3 separate regions of the Homo sapiens genome follow, and regions 1 and 2 are each linked to region 3. A link is an interaction called in ENCODE POLR2A ChIA-PET data of the cell type or tissue named here. Cell type or tissue: MCF 10A. All regions are shown on one strand.

Region 1 (5,000 bases), 290 kb before region 3:
TGATTCTCTTGCCTCAGCCTCCAGAGTAGCTGGGATCCAGAACTTCTAATGGAATCATTCCTTCAGGTCTAGGATTTATGATTCTACCTTATTTTAGGGAAAACACCTCATTACTACAATGAATTTTAATATACTGTAAGATAAACATGCGGTATAATTTTGGACAACCACATTCCGTATCAAATCTCTAACGGTTTTAACTAGTGACCTTTGTTTTATTTCTTTATTACATTTAAAAGCAAAGAGGAATGTGATGCCTAAAAATACTGGACTAACAAGCCAGACCAAGCCAGGTTAGTTGGTATGAATCATGTACAACTTTCAGGTAAGAAATAATCTCTTCCACATTCTCTATGAAGCAACCCCAACCTGAAAACTGTAGGTGTGTGCACGGCCAGTAGCCAAAATCCATGATAAAATGATTTCAAAATCATGCTAAAAGCTAAATATTTCATTTCATTATCAAAATTTTTATGTGAATGTGATCAAAACTGTTATCAAAATTTAATGGAAAGTTTTTTTGAACTTCTATAATCATACTCCAAAGTAAAGCAACAATACCACAGAGATTATAGTAACAACAAAAAAAAAACTATTTTTTTTTGAGATGTAGTCACGCTCTGTTGCCCAGGCTAGAGTGCAGTGGCGCGGTCTCGGCTCACTGAAACCTCTGCCTCCCAGGTTCAAGCGATTCTCCTGCTTCAGCCTCCAAAGTAGCTGGGATTACAGGCGCCCGCCACCACGCCGGTTAATTTTTTTTTGTATTTTTAGTAGAGACTGCATTTCACCATGTTGGCCAGGGTGGTCTCGAACTCCTGACCTCATGATCCGCCCGCTTCGGCTTCTCAAAGTGCTGGGATTACAGGCATGAGCCACCGTGCCTGGCGTAACAAAAAACTATTAAAAGTACCTTTAAGAAGCAATAATTTATTTTCTCCTCCTTCTTCCCAGCTAGCTAAAAAACACAGTAGAATCTGCAGATTTCCCCACTGCTTCCTCTCCCTTTTCCCTTCCCCCCTACTTCAAAGAATGTTAAGTGTAGCCAGGCATGATCAGGAAACCTAAAAGGAGGAAGTAGAAACTTATTTGTGTGCACAGGGAAGGAGAAAGACACTTAACAATATCGAGGCCTGTTGCTTCAGTGGCCTAATTAATATATATCCATTATACTCTCTGAAAATGTTGGTTCAATTTCTCTTTTTAGTCATGTTTCTTTCCAAAATACTAAAAACTATAATATATAATGATTGCATCCTGGAATACCCAACTAAACGTCACCCAAAAATCTGACCAGTGCCGGGCGCAGTGGCTCACAACTGTATTCTCAGTACTTTTGGAGGCCAAGGCGGGGTGGATCATCTGAGGTCAGGAGTTCAAGACCAGCCTGGTCAACATGGCGAAAACCCATCTCTACTGAAAATACAAATATTAGCTGGGAGTGGTGGTGCACACCTGTAATCCCAGTTACTCAGGAGGATGAGGCAGAAGAATTTCTTGAAACCGGGAGGCGGAGGTTGCAGTGAGCTGAGATTGTGCCACAGCACTCCAGCCTGAGCGACAGAAAAAAAAAGAAGAAGAAGAAAAAAAGCTGACCAGGTTAACTAACTTAATACTTGCTATCTGATATTCAATACATTCAAATCATTCAGAGAAAAGAGTGGGCTTCAAACCAATGACTTAAAAGTGAAAGGACTTGTATTAATCCTGACTCATCTGTTTCCTAACCACTACCTTAGTTTATCATTCTGATTTAATGAAGAATAAGGCTGTGCAACTTGTAAAGGAAACTAAAGAAAAACATACTGCTACTGAATAAAATGCTGAGAAATCAAGGATAAAGGTGGCAGACTGGGAATTCCCACTGAAAACATTTAATTAGATTCACAGCAAAGCATCATTTCTGGAAATTTTAAAAACTTACATGTACCTACCACTCTAGACTAAAAAATAATATACACAAAGGCCATTTCCAAAGAGAATTTTCCCCCACCTACTTAAAAAGTTTATAAAGGATAATTAGCATCCATATTAAGAAACTGCCTCATGAAATTTTAAAAAGTGAGAAAGAAATAAGCTCAATTAAAAAGCTTATTCAAGTGTACCCAAACTCCCCTTGACTTACAGAGGGTTACCCTAAGGTTGAGATAGGTCAAGGCACTATTTACAAAATTTATGCCAGTAACAGCTGCCATTTTAAGAAGCTAAGGAATTTAATGTACTGCTTGGACAACTGGTTAGAAAACAATCAATCTGGTATAGAGCCATTGTAATTACACGAACTCTAAATTTTTTTTTCTTCTTTCTAGAACATTTCTGTATTTCATAAGATTTATTTAAATAAATAAATTTAACCATCTTAGGTATCTGTAGTAAATTTTCATTCAAAATAAGATAAATGTCTATCATTTACACATGGGAGAAAATATTTTTATATTTATAACCTGATCTTATTTAAAAACCCTAACTATAAAAAATGCACATAGAAAAGCTCTGCTATAAACCAGCACTTAGTCTAAAATTCGTAAGAAATTCTAAAACTAAGGTATGCTAGATCCCAAATCAAGTGCTCTCATGTTAATTCCTACTGATTTCTTTGAACTCGGAATTCACATTTTTCAGAAACACAATGGTTAAAATGTCAAGTCAATCACTTCACTTCTGGAAGATATGGCATCCTTCTAGGCCAGAGGGTGACTTAGTATATACACTAGCAGAGCAGATTAAATAGCTTACTAACAGAGACAAACATACAATTCACTAAACTGCGTTAAGACTTTAGCTCTTATGCCTCTCAAACTGTTTTAAAAAAAGTTAGGGTACCCCCCCCACTCTCCCCCAGCATATTCTTTCAATCATTGTAATTTTCAAAAACATGTCGAGTTTTAGGCCACCTGGCAAGAGTTTATTTTTAAAAGTAATTTCTACATAACGATTTCACTTCTCTAAACCAAATCCAAGCTGAAACTTGGTTCCAAAAGTGCTAATAATACAACCACAGAATTAAAACATTAAGATTTGGAAGGTTCCTTTGATTTCACCTAGATTCACCTACTCTAACTCCCTCTAACTGACTGGGGGAAATGAAATGATAAGGTCTGTAGTAAACTAAATGGTATTCACAATTAACAAAATAAAACCCCAGGGAAAAGCTCCAACACCTCCACTATTAAATTGGGATTTGCTATGAAATAAATATTATAAACAAAGAACAAAAGCTAACAATACAAAAAAACTAGGTCCTTTAAAGAAACAAGAAAAATCAAGTGGAAAGACAAGAGCACATCTATATAGACTTCAAAACATGAAATAATGTTTACACTAAATGAACTAACATCTCATTTTGGTGGACCTAAGAGAACTATTCTAATTCCCTAAGTATTACAAATCCATGCACAACAAATAACTGCTCATTAACACAAGCTCTTGTTCTCTCCATGGAAATAATAGCTCTACATTTTATTTTTGAAAAACAGTAACAAGTCTGAAATAAAATAGTATTAACTTTTTACTCCATTAGAAAAAATTTAAACTGGTTCACTCATCCTTTCTTTCCATGCAATTACTGTATTATTTTAAAACATCTGAGTAAAAAGAAATCTATAATATATCCATTTAATTCAACCTAAACTCTAAATATACAAATGAAGGCCAGGTGTGGTGGCTCACGCCTGTAATCCCAGCACTTTGGGAGGCCGAGGCGGGCAGACCACTTGAGGTCAGGAGTTCGAGACCAGTCTGGCCAACATTGTGAAACCCCATCTCTATTAAAAATACAAAAATTAGCTGGGCGTGGTGGTGTGTGCCTGTCATCCCAGCTGCTCTGGAGGCTGAGGCAGGAGCATTGCTTGAACCCAGGAGGCGGAAGTTGCAGTGAACCAAGAACGTGCCACTGCATTCCAGCCTGGGTGAAAGAGTGAGACTCCATCACGGAAAAAAAAAAAAAAAAAAATACACATACACACACACACACACACACACACACACACACACACACACACACACACAATTCTGTGAGCTTTACTTATACCTGAAAAAATTAACTGGTAATTTCAACAATCTTAAAAAATATTTAGCTTAATACTTTTGATGAGTTTCTTCACATAATTAAAAGCTAATAGTCAACTGGAAAATGTTTTCCTAATTAAATGTATTTGTATTTAAATTGCAATAATGGAGAACTGAAATTTATATATAAAATCATTCAATTACTGACAATCTAAAAAAATTTCCCCTTTAAAAAAAGAACTATTATGCTAAACTGATAGGTATACATAAACACTAATCTCATTTAATTATATTAATTTACCCAATTCTTAACGTTTAGCATTGAAGACAATTTATACTAATATTTAACCAATTATTTTCTAATAATGATTATTTAGAATGTCAGATACTTTATTTTGTTTACTTCTGTATTCCTTGCAACAGAACACTGCCTGGCTCATAGTAGGTTCTCAGTATATATTGTTAATTGAATTAATAAATCGTTTATCCTATAAGCAAAATCAACTGACTGCATTCATTGGGTTTTTCACACAACTAGAAGTTAGATGAAATGATATTTAAAGAATATTGTTTAAAGAATGTCTGAATATCAATAAAGTTTAATTAACCTTTAATTTTAAAAAGTAATCTAAAATTTCTTACCTGGTAGGGCTGAAAGGCACTATCTTCAGTTAAAAAATCCAGTTGCTTATCTACAAGGAATTCTACTGCAGTGACTGAACTGGGTATATTTCTTTCAACCAGAGGTTTGAAAGTCTGCCAAGAAAAAAAAAATTTCTAATGATAATTTTCTGGGTAGTATCCTGAAATTATGAAGGAACACACACCAATACAATGTATCAATGTCATTATCACTACAGAGTCTTAGGGTACCTAATATTAATTTTCATATTATAAACTAATGCTTTTATCTACACCATAAGGTATCTGTGTTTATTTAAAAGAAACAAACTAGATCTACATGTGATATGGGCATATTTGAGTATACTAAGTCC
Region 2 (5,000 bases), 62 kb before region 3:
TTTCACCGAGTACTGGCTGAAAGGAGTGGAGCTGAAACTGTAACTAAAGGACGCATTATGCTTTCAGAAAAATCTCAAGGAAAAGTACTGCAAGCAAGAGGAGTAACTGTTGGATGGGGGTCTAAAAGGAATGAGTGAAGAGATTCAACACTGGGATTACAGGCATGCACTACCACACCTGGCTAATTTTTATATTTTTAATAGAGACATATTTCACCATATTGGCCAGGCTGGTCTTGAACTTCTAACCTCAAGTGATTCACCCACCTCAGTCTCCCAAAGTGCTGGGATTACAGGCGTGAGCCACTGGGTCTGGCCCACTTTTCCAGGTTCTATACCAGGGGTCCCCATCCCCCGGACCATGGACCAGTACCAGTCCATGGCTTGTTAGGAACTGGGCTGCAAAGCAGGAGGTGAGCTGCCTGTGAGGGCGCATTATCTAGCCTGAGCTCTGCCTCCTGTCAAATCAGCAGCTGCATTAGATTCTCACAGGAGGACACTGTGAACTGAGCACACGAAGGATCTAGGTTGCATGTTCCTTATGAGAATCTAATGCCTGATGATCTGGGGTGGAAGAGTTTCATCCCAAAACTATTCACCCACCCCAGTCCTTGGAAACATTGTCTTCCATGAAACTGGCCCCTGGTGCCAAAAAGGCTGGGGACCACTGTTCTACACCTCAGATGTACAAGCTGTCTCCAACCTGAGCCTTGCACATGCTGCTTCCTTTATGGGAATGCACTTTCCCAGACTCTTGACCTACTGAGCTCATTCTCAATTTTTAGGCCTCAGCTCAACTGCCACCTCTTCATGAAGCCCTTCATGGACACCCTCACAGAAAGTGACTCCTCAGTTATTCTTTCTTTCTTGTCCCTCTATTTATTTCCTTCACAGCACTTAGCACAATCTATAATTATTTATTTATTTTATTTTTTTTTTTTGAGACAAAGTCTCACTCTATTGCCAGGCTGGAGTGCAGTGGTGCAATCTTGGCTCCCCGCAACCTCCGCCTCCTAGGTTCAAATGATTCTTCTGCCTCAGCCTGACAAGTAGCTGGGACTACAGATACGCGCCACCATGCCCAGCTTATTTTTGTATTTTTAATAGAGACGGGGTTTCACCATGTTGTTCAGGCTGGTCTCAATCTGTTGACCTCGTGATCCACCCACCTCGGCTTCCCAAAGTGCTGGGATTACAGGCGTGAGCCACCGCACCCAGCCTAATTATTTATTTGCTTGCTTATTAACTGTCTTGTTCACAAGAGTGAATGAAAGCTTCTTGAGGGCAGGAACTCAAGAAGGGCAGGAACTTTGTTTTGTTTAATCACCAACTTCCAATATAAGCATTCAATAAACATCTGTTGAATGCATGAATAAATAAAGGAGGCATTAATAACAATAGTGATGACAAAAATAACAGTTAACATTTACTGAGCACCTACCATGCACGAAGCACGCTAATGAGCAATCTATAGATAGCTCATTTAATCCATGCAACAACTCTATGTGCTAAGTACTAGTTTACTAACCTTAGAAATAAGAAAACTGAGATGACGAATTGTTGTATCTTGCCCTGTGGTCACACAATTTAGTGTGTGGGCAAGATAATCAAGGTAATCTCTTCAAGGTGGCCTAAAAGTTGGCAAAGAATGAAGATGGCAGATGGAGAAAACAGAAATAGTTATTTTACTTAACTTCTCTGCTTCCAACTTTTCTATTACCTTCCTCATCTCATTTTACTATTATAACTTTTCTTTTTCATCACCCCCTCCCCCAGTTATTCTTAACTACTGACTCTTTTCTCCTTGCCACTTGATCTGATTCAAAATAATTTCATGGGGTATCTTAATATTTACATGTAATATTTTAATATAAAACAATTAGTATTCAATAAGATATTACATAAAGACCCACAATTTTATTTTATAGTAAGATGGAATCTGCACCAGTAACTCTTGATCCCCCTTCCTTTCTTGCATAATGACTCGCATAAGGCAGTCAGCTTACTTGTGGACTGTTTTAAATAAAAAGAAAATGAAGAAAAGGAAAATCTTCCTCCTCTTTCCTTTCTATCTCCTAAGAAGGTGGATAAGAGTATAAAATACTACCCAAGCCTATCTTTAAGAGCCCTTCTTTATTGTGTCTGAAAATTTGCTTTGGAGTATGAAATTTTAATTATGCCTTGGTATTGCTCAATTTCATACTGTTATGACACAATCCCTCCTAGTTCTTCCCATAACAGCTTATAGCTACAACCCCCCTCCAGGGAAAAAGCAGGTTTGGGCTCCTCACTCTTTCCAGACAAACAAGGCAACTTTCAGAGAGCTTTCTAAGCAGTTGAATCAGATAGCTACTACAACACTTCTAGTGGAGTCCCAAGAGGAAATTTTCTTGCCAACTTCAGAAACAGCTATTTGTCAGCACAAAACAGAATTCATTCTAAACTAAGAGGGGCAGAGCGGGGGGAATGCAACCTAGCAGAAATTCCTTTTCCTTACAGAGAAACTTTTCCTTTAAACAACATATAGAGTAAATTATAACTTTTTCTTTCTTCTTTCTCTCTCTCTCTTTCGAGACTTTGTCACCCAGGCTGGAGTAAAGCGTGATCTCGGCTCTCTGCACCCTCGACCTCCTGGGCTCAAGGGATCCTCCCGCCTCAGCCCCGGAAGCAGCTGGGACTACAGGCCCATGCCACCATGCCTGGATAATTTTTTGTATTTTTTGTAGAGACAGTGTTTCACCATGTTGCCCAGGCTGGCACTTTTTCTTTCAAAGTCAAGCGGAAACTCCAAATAAAAAGATTCCTTCTGATATGAACAAAGTTTGATGAAATTAATCATGGGAAGAAAAATTTTAGCCTACAATAAAGATTTAAAAGATTATAAAGAAATGGCCAGGCACAGTGACTCACGCCTGTAATCCCAGCACTTTGGGAGGCCAAGGTTGGTGGATCACTTGAGGTCAGGGGTTTAAGACCAGCCTGGCCAACATGACAAAACCCTGTCTCTAATAAAAATACAAAAATTAGCTGGGCGTGGTGGCGTGGTGGCGTGGGCCTGTAGTCACAGCTACTCGGGACTCTGAGGCATGAGAACCACCTGAACCCAGGAGACAGAGGTGGCAGTAAGCCAAGATTGCGAACACTGCACTCCAGCCTGGCTGACAGAGTGAGGCTCTGTCTCAAAACAATATAAAATAAAATAAAATAAAAATAAAAGATTATTTTTAAAAAGCACATTAATAAAAATAATCACTAAAAATATAAGAAAAAGGGAAAAGAAAACAAATTACACTTTTTAATATGCCAATCTCAAAGTGGCAAGTTCAAAGTGTGGATGCAGGTCAAAGCAACTGAACATAATTCAGACAAATAACCCACTACAGTTTTGTCTGAATAACCCCAACATGAACTTAAAGTCTACACTCTTAGCTGTGAGGTACTAACTGAAATATGAGTCTAGATAACTGTCACATATATCTTCAAGGTAAGTATCAGGTGAAAGTGTTAGCTTAAGGGGGAGAAATAGAAGGATGATTTTCAATTGCCTGAATTTCTTTCTTTCTTTCCGTTTCTCTCCTATGTTAACCTTTCCATTATCTTTTTTCAACACCATTCGTAATTCAAGCAAAATCACTGAGTATGGAGACTTAACAAAATAATGTATTCATAGCAAAAAGATATTCCTACAATCTAAATCAACATATATGTAAGAATCACAGGCTATTTTTAAGTAGATGGGAACAAAACTGTTATTTCTTTTTTTTTTTTTTTTTTTTTTTTTTTTTGAGATGGAGTTTCACTCTTGTTGCCCAGGCTGGAGTGCAGTGGCATGATCTAGGCTCACTGAAACCTCCACCTCCTTGGTTCAAGCGATTCTCCTGCCTCTGCCTCATGACTCCTGCCTCCGCCTCATGAGTAGCTGCGATTATAGGCGTCAGCCACCACGCCCTGCTAATTTTTGTATTTTTAATAGAGACAGGGTTTCACCATGTTGTCTAGGCTAGTCTCAAACTCCTGACCTCAGGTGAACCGCCTGACTTGGCCTCCCAAAGTGCTGGGATTACAGGCGTGAGCCACCACCCCCAGCCTAATTCATATTTTTATAATAAAATTTTAAATCTGTTAATTACAGGCGTGAGCCACCACACCCGGCTAATTCCTAATTTTTGAAAGTACATATTATTAGATAATAAATTCAACAGCACCTAAAACAGAAGCATAAATGTTCTCTTTTTGAACATAAATTAATTTAGGGATTAGCCATTTTCACAGAGCAGATGAGTAGCCACTTTACAAATGGAGGGAATAAACTCATATAAAGTTAGAAAGGAACTGGGAAAATAACAAAGCTCTCAAATAACTCTAAGAATGTTTTCTTTCCAATCCAGATCTCTGATCACATTTTTTAAAAAGAAGGAAAAAAATAAAAACAAAGAGAGAGAGAAACCATGGAGTCTTTTCTTCCCGTAGCTGGCAGGAAGTAGGGTATATGATTTCTATGTAGCCTGACTCAGAATACTTTTCAAAGTTTGGAAAGTTGGGCCTGGTGGCTCATGCCTATAATCCCAGCACTTTGGAAGGCCGAGGCGGGCGGATCACCTGAGGTCAGGAGATCGAGACCAGCCTGACCAACACGGAGAAACCCCATCTCTACTAAAAATACAAAAGTTAGCCGGGCAAGGTGGCACATGCCTGTAATCCCAGCTACTTGGGAAGCTGAGGCAGGAGAATCACTTGAACCCGGGAGGCAGAGGTTGCGGTGAGCTGAGATTGCGCCACTGCACTCCAGCCTGGGCAACATAAACGAAACTCCGTCTCAAAAAAAAAAAAAAGTTTGGAAAGTTATTAATCTATAGCAAAGAGTTATAAAGCTTCATTATTAAATAAGTTTCTAGGTTCAAAAAGTGCTGCATATCATTTAAGTTAAAAATGTCATCATATTGTGTATATTAGAAAGCAAAGATATTTAAATTAACTTCTTTTTATATTATGGGAAGAAA
Region 3 (5,000 bases):
CCTTAGGAAAAACCAGGAAAATTTGAATAAAGTATGGACTTCAATTAATAACGATATATTATTATTAGTTTCTTAATTGTGGCAAATGTGTCATACCAATGTAAAATTTTAAGAATAAGAGAAATCAGTTGTGGAGTTTATGGGAACTATCTGTACTATCTTCACACTTTTTCTGCAAAACTGTTCTAAAATTAAAATTTTATTTTAAAAGAGTAAGTGGCCAACATTATGGCATTTCTGTCTTAATTATTATATCTCCTAAATAAGGCATTATCTTATATAGTCACAAGACAAATATCACTTAAGAAATACAGCACTGGGGCCGGGCACAGTGGCTCACGCCTGTAATCCCAGCACTTTGGGAGGCCGAGGCAGGTGGATCACGAGGTCAGGAGATCAAGACCATCCTGGCTAACACGGTGAAACCCTGTCTTTACTAAAAATACAAAAAAAAAAAAATTAGCTGGGTGTGGTGGCACATACCTGTAGTTCCAGCTACTCGGGAGGCTGAAGCAGGAGAATGGCATGAATTCAGGAGGCGGAGCCTGCAGTGAGCCGAGATTTTGCCCCTGCACTCCAGCCTGGACCACAGAGCAAGACTCCGTCTCAAAAAAAAAAGAAAGAAATATAACATTGATGAACTATTAATACCTAAAGTAGTTCATATCCAAAATACCCAAGTTGCCCAAGTAGTGCCTTATGTAGCTACCTGGTTATTGTTTTTAATACAGAATCCAATCAAATAGCATTGCATCTTATTGTCATTTCTCTTTTTTCTCCCTAGCAGAACAGTGCCCTCATGATGAGGAATTTTAACACCCCTTCTTTTCAGTTGATAGATGGACTGCCCTTCATTTAATCACTTGTATATGTTTCTTTAGGGAGGAAAAAAGTAGTAAAGTTAGGATTGGTGGAGATTATACCATTTCTCAAGTAGGATCATCCCAGACTGCCTTTGAGTGACGTTTCATTAGACACAGGGGGCTTGCTAGTGCCAAGCAGCCAGTCTGCTGGTTTTGTGCTGTAATTACTGATGTCAGAATTAAATTAGGTGGTAGTGTAGTTCTTGTGGCACATGTTTGTTTCTTTTTCTGTCAGGTTGTCCCAGATAGAAATAAAGTTCCCACCTCTCTGATTTTCTTGTAGTAAGAAAGTACTTAGACATTGTCTTTGTCAGTTGACCATCTCAAGAGAACATGGAGAATACTCACAAATGCTTTTACAATGACTTAATTTTTATGTTCTGGTTGTTACTTCTGTAATGTAACTTCTGTTATTGTTCACTTACTTTACAAAATAAGAAGACCAAACCTTTTTTTAAAGCCCCGTTAATGAAAGACAGTAAACAGGCAGTGTGGCTCTGAGAGGAGGGAGAGCTCACAACATGAAGAGCGAGATTGTTCTAGCTACAGGGAGTGGCATGGGAAAAAATTACTGTGTTGGAGATGCTGGAGGTATTAGAGTGATTTGAATAAATGGAATGAAGGAAGTGGTTTAAGAAATATGAAAATAGAATGTTTTGGTTTCCAAATCATCACAAATTTAATTTTCATTAAAAAGCGATAGCAAGTTCACTGATGTATCCCTAGTGATAGAAAAACACAGTGCCTTGACATGTAGTATGCCGTCAGTGATACCTGTTATTGTTTAATGGAGACTTAAAAGATTGTTTGAAAGCAAAATATTAAATTAACCTGGTGAAGCGTTTTCATGCTCATTGGTGAAGTGCCTGTAGGTGACTGTAGCTTAGACTGTACATTAGGTATGAATGTTCTATGGGAGGGCTTGGCCAGAATTTTATATCTGAGTTCAGTTTAGAGAAGTTCACTTTGTGGTCATGTGATACTGAATGAATTGCACAGAATAGGGTAGAATTTGTGTTTATGGCTTTCCTTACTCATCCTCCTTTAATTTGTAGAGACGGATGTATTTCAGGAGAGGAAATTTTTTGCAATGTTTTCACAATTGTTTGTACATGTTTTTTCTTCACCAGAAGCTTTTTAAAACTTAGATTGGCCGGGGGCGGTGGCTCACGCCTATTTGTAATCCCAGCACTTTGGGAGGCCGAGGCGGTTGGATCACAAGGTCAGGAGATCGAGACCATCCTGGCTAACACGGTAAAACCACGTCTCTACTAAAAATACAAAAAATTAGCTGGGCGTGGTGGCAGGCGCCTGTAGTCCCAGCTACTCAGGAGGCTGAGGCAGGAGAATGGCGTGAACCCGGGAGGCAGAGCTTGCAGTGAGTGGAGATCGCACCACTGCCCTCCAGCCTGGGTGACAGAGCAAGACTCCGTCTCAAAAAAAAAAAAAAACCTTAGATTGCAATTGAACTTTCACGTTATCTTTAAGTCAGTGGGCCTAATGGTAAGTTCAAATTTTACACATCCTGTGCTTAAGGGGCTAAATAAAGTAAACAACTCCTCTGAGTCAAGAGTTACTCAGGAATCAGGAATTGGTCAGATCATGAGTAATCATTTGATAGGAATTAAAGGGTGTGATGATTGTTGATTAAAGACATGCATATTCCTTTATGTAGACTTAGTATACAATCAGAAAATGGGTCTCAGATATTTTTTTTATATGACAGTAGTATGCCTGTGGAATTACAATTGTTTAGAGAACTTCGGAATATTGACATCATCGAACTGTTAATATTGGGGATCTGCTATGAGCTATACATTGTATGAAATACAGGTTTTCTTTGGGGGACAGTTTTTTGGTATAGAGGAAAGAGCACAGGTCTTCAAATTAGAAGTTCTATGTTTTGGCTTTAACACTTGCTATGTGCTTAATTCATAAGATCATTAATCTCTCTAAGCCTTACTTTTATCATCTGTAGAACTAGAACAATAGCACCTACCTCGCCTATGAATTTTCTGTGTGTAATGACAATCAGGATGGAAAAATTGCAGCTGGAAAACTGTGGAGTGCTGTAGATTGTAGGGACCATTGTCTTCTTTCAGCCCTATGAGCCATTCTGTGGTACTCTACCCACAGGATGCTGAGTTACTGGAGTGCTTCAAGGGTTTGTAGCCCTTGATTCTACAGTGTACTCTGTTCCAAGTTCAGCATTCTTCTAAACATTTTTTTGTTGGGGTCTACCACATGGTAGGCCCTTGTGGTTGTAGTGGGGCGTGGCTAGTGGGGAGAGAGTGAGGAGATGAGGAAGTTTGAGTCTGAGTTGCTGTAGCTTGATTTTTTTTCCCCTCTAGTTTCATCTTTACCTTTCCTTTTAGAATAGAAATTATAGGCTCTGGAGTAAAATTAGAAATGTAGCTCCAATTTAGCTAAGTTTAGCTCTAACATGAAAATTCCAAGTTTCATAGCTTTTGATGAGTATTATGAAAAACATAAAGTCTTTCAAAGGAATTTCCACTGTCTTTTTCTCTCCTTCATGGTTTTAAACATGGGGACCTTTGGTTATAGAATTCAGGATTTGGGGCTGTTGTTGTTTTTTTCCCCATGGGTTTGACTCTTTCTCCTTGTATGGAATTTTCATATTTTTCTTTAAGGTTTAGTCACTTAACCATTGTTTTACTAAATGGGAATTCTCTACTGACAGAGATTTTTAGCAACAAATGTATTTTTCTTAAAATTTGTGTAAGACAAAAATTACATATTATTTTGGCAGTGATCATGCATGACCTTTGCTACCTGATGGCTGCCATGGCAGAAAAACTCATGTAGGAAGTTTATCACAGGGAGAATATACACAGGTACCTTGGTTATCAGTAGACTTTGCACTACTTGTAACCATTTAGTCTACTCTTTGTAACTCTCTCTTCTTTTATCATGATGTCTTACATTTATTTTTGCATCTAAGTGAAGGATAGAGCGTGGCAAAAGTCCAGATAACCTATAATGACTTTCACATTACTTTAAAAAATCCAGTTAACCAACGTACTGTACTGACAACATATTGCTTAATCATAATCAGTTTTAATCCAACACCAAACTAAGCATAATATTGTCACACATTGGTTTGTTGAAGATGCAGAATTTAGAAATTCAGATCCTTGAGCCCTACTGCCAAAAATCCTCCTTCCCAGTTGATTATTTTACATAGACAGGTTTGGGAGCTACTGAACCATTTGTAAGGGGCACTTTTCAAATAATTGTCAAGGGTTTAAAATTCATCAGAGGATTCTACAATCAGTGAAAATAAGTTGTCTTAGGAACCTGTTAACTGCATTTATCTCTTTATTTATGAAGTTCCTAAGAAACATTTCCTCTGGGGGAAAAATGCTACCTTGAAAAAAAACCAGAAAACCATTCTTATAAACTATTTCTGGGATTCCTCATTGAGATTAAGATTCTGATTTTATTTTATTATTTATTTATTTATTTGAGACAGAGTCGCTCTGTCACCCACTGCAACAGAGCTCACTGCAACCTCCGCTTCCCAGGTTTAAGCGATTCTCCTGCCTCAGCCTCCCAAGTAGCTGGGATTACAGGCGCGGGCCACCATGCCCGACTAATTTTTTTTTTTGTATCTTTAGTAGAGACAGGGTTTCACCATGTTGGTCAGGCTGGTCTCGAACTCCTGACCTCAAATGATCCGCCCACCTTGGCCTCCCAAAGTGCTGGGATTACAGGCGTGAGCCACCATGCCTGGCCTATGATTCTATTTTTTAAATTCATTACAGTCTATATTAATATTAGAGAACTAATACTCAAACAGAATTTGAGTGAACTATTATAAATGACAGAAAAATTTGCCCTCTCTCTTAATTTTACATGAAATCATTTTTAAAATTGGTGGGGTTTTTGTTTTGTTTTGTTTTGTTTTGTTTTGTTTTCTGTTTGCTTGTTTTTTTTTTTGTTGTTTTGTTTTTTTTTTTTTTTTTTTGAGACGGAGTCTCGCTCTGTCGCCCAGGCTGGAGTGCAGTGGCGGGATCTCGGCTCACTGCAAGCTCCGCCTCCCGGGTTCACGCCATTCTCCTGCCTCAGCCTCCCAAGTAGCTGGGACTACAGGCGCCCGCCACTACGCCCGGCTAA

The links. ChIA-PET counts read pairs that join two places held together with the same protein. Peaks named below come from ENCODE experiments on the same cell type or tissue, not always from the same donor. Only the 100,000 strongest peaks of a DNase experiment are listed, where the experiment ranks them.
Region 1: POLR2A ChIA-PET joins it to region 3 with 7 read pairs; 4 of 35 experiments call an interaction of 5 or more read pairs at or near these places.
Region 2: POLR2A ChIA-PET joins it to region 3 with 5 read pairs; 5 of 35 experiments call an interaction of 5 or more read pairs at or near these places.

Annotation. Positions count from the first base shown.
Region 1 is chr10:63,260,004-63,265,003 of GRCh38, forward strand. JMJD1C (jumonji domain containing 1C) reads right to left here. Exons shown (of 26, transcript NM_032776.3): 3 at 4,648-4,761. It overlaps LOC124900287 (a long non-coding RNA gene), which reads right to left and starts at 1,384. Exons shown (of 2, transcript XR_007062158.1): 1 at 1-1,384. In MCF 10A, no CTCF peak of the experiment used is centred here; no DNase peak of the experiment used is centred here.
Region 2 is chr10:63,489,494-63,494,493 of GRCh38, forward strand. It overlaps a transcript of JMJD1C not described here. Among named protein-coding and RNA genes, the nearest start is that of JMJD1C, 26 kb to the left of the region's middle. In MCF 10A, no CTCF peak of the experiment used is centred here; DNase peaks (open chromatin) are centred at 2,268 and 3,108.
Region 3 is chr10:63,551,803-63,556,802 of GRCh38, forward strand. All of the region lies in intron 1 of REEP3 (receptor accessory protein 3), which reads left to right. Among named protein-coding and RNA genes, the nearest start is that of REEP3, 33 kb to the left of the region's middle. In MCF 10A, no CTCF peak of the experiment used is centred here; DNase peaks (open chromatin) are centred at 1,419 and 2,429.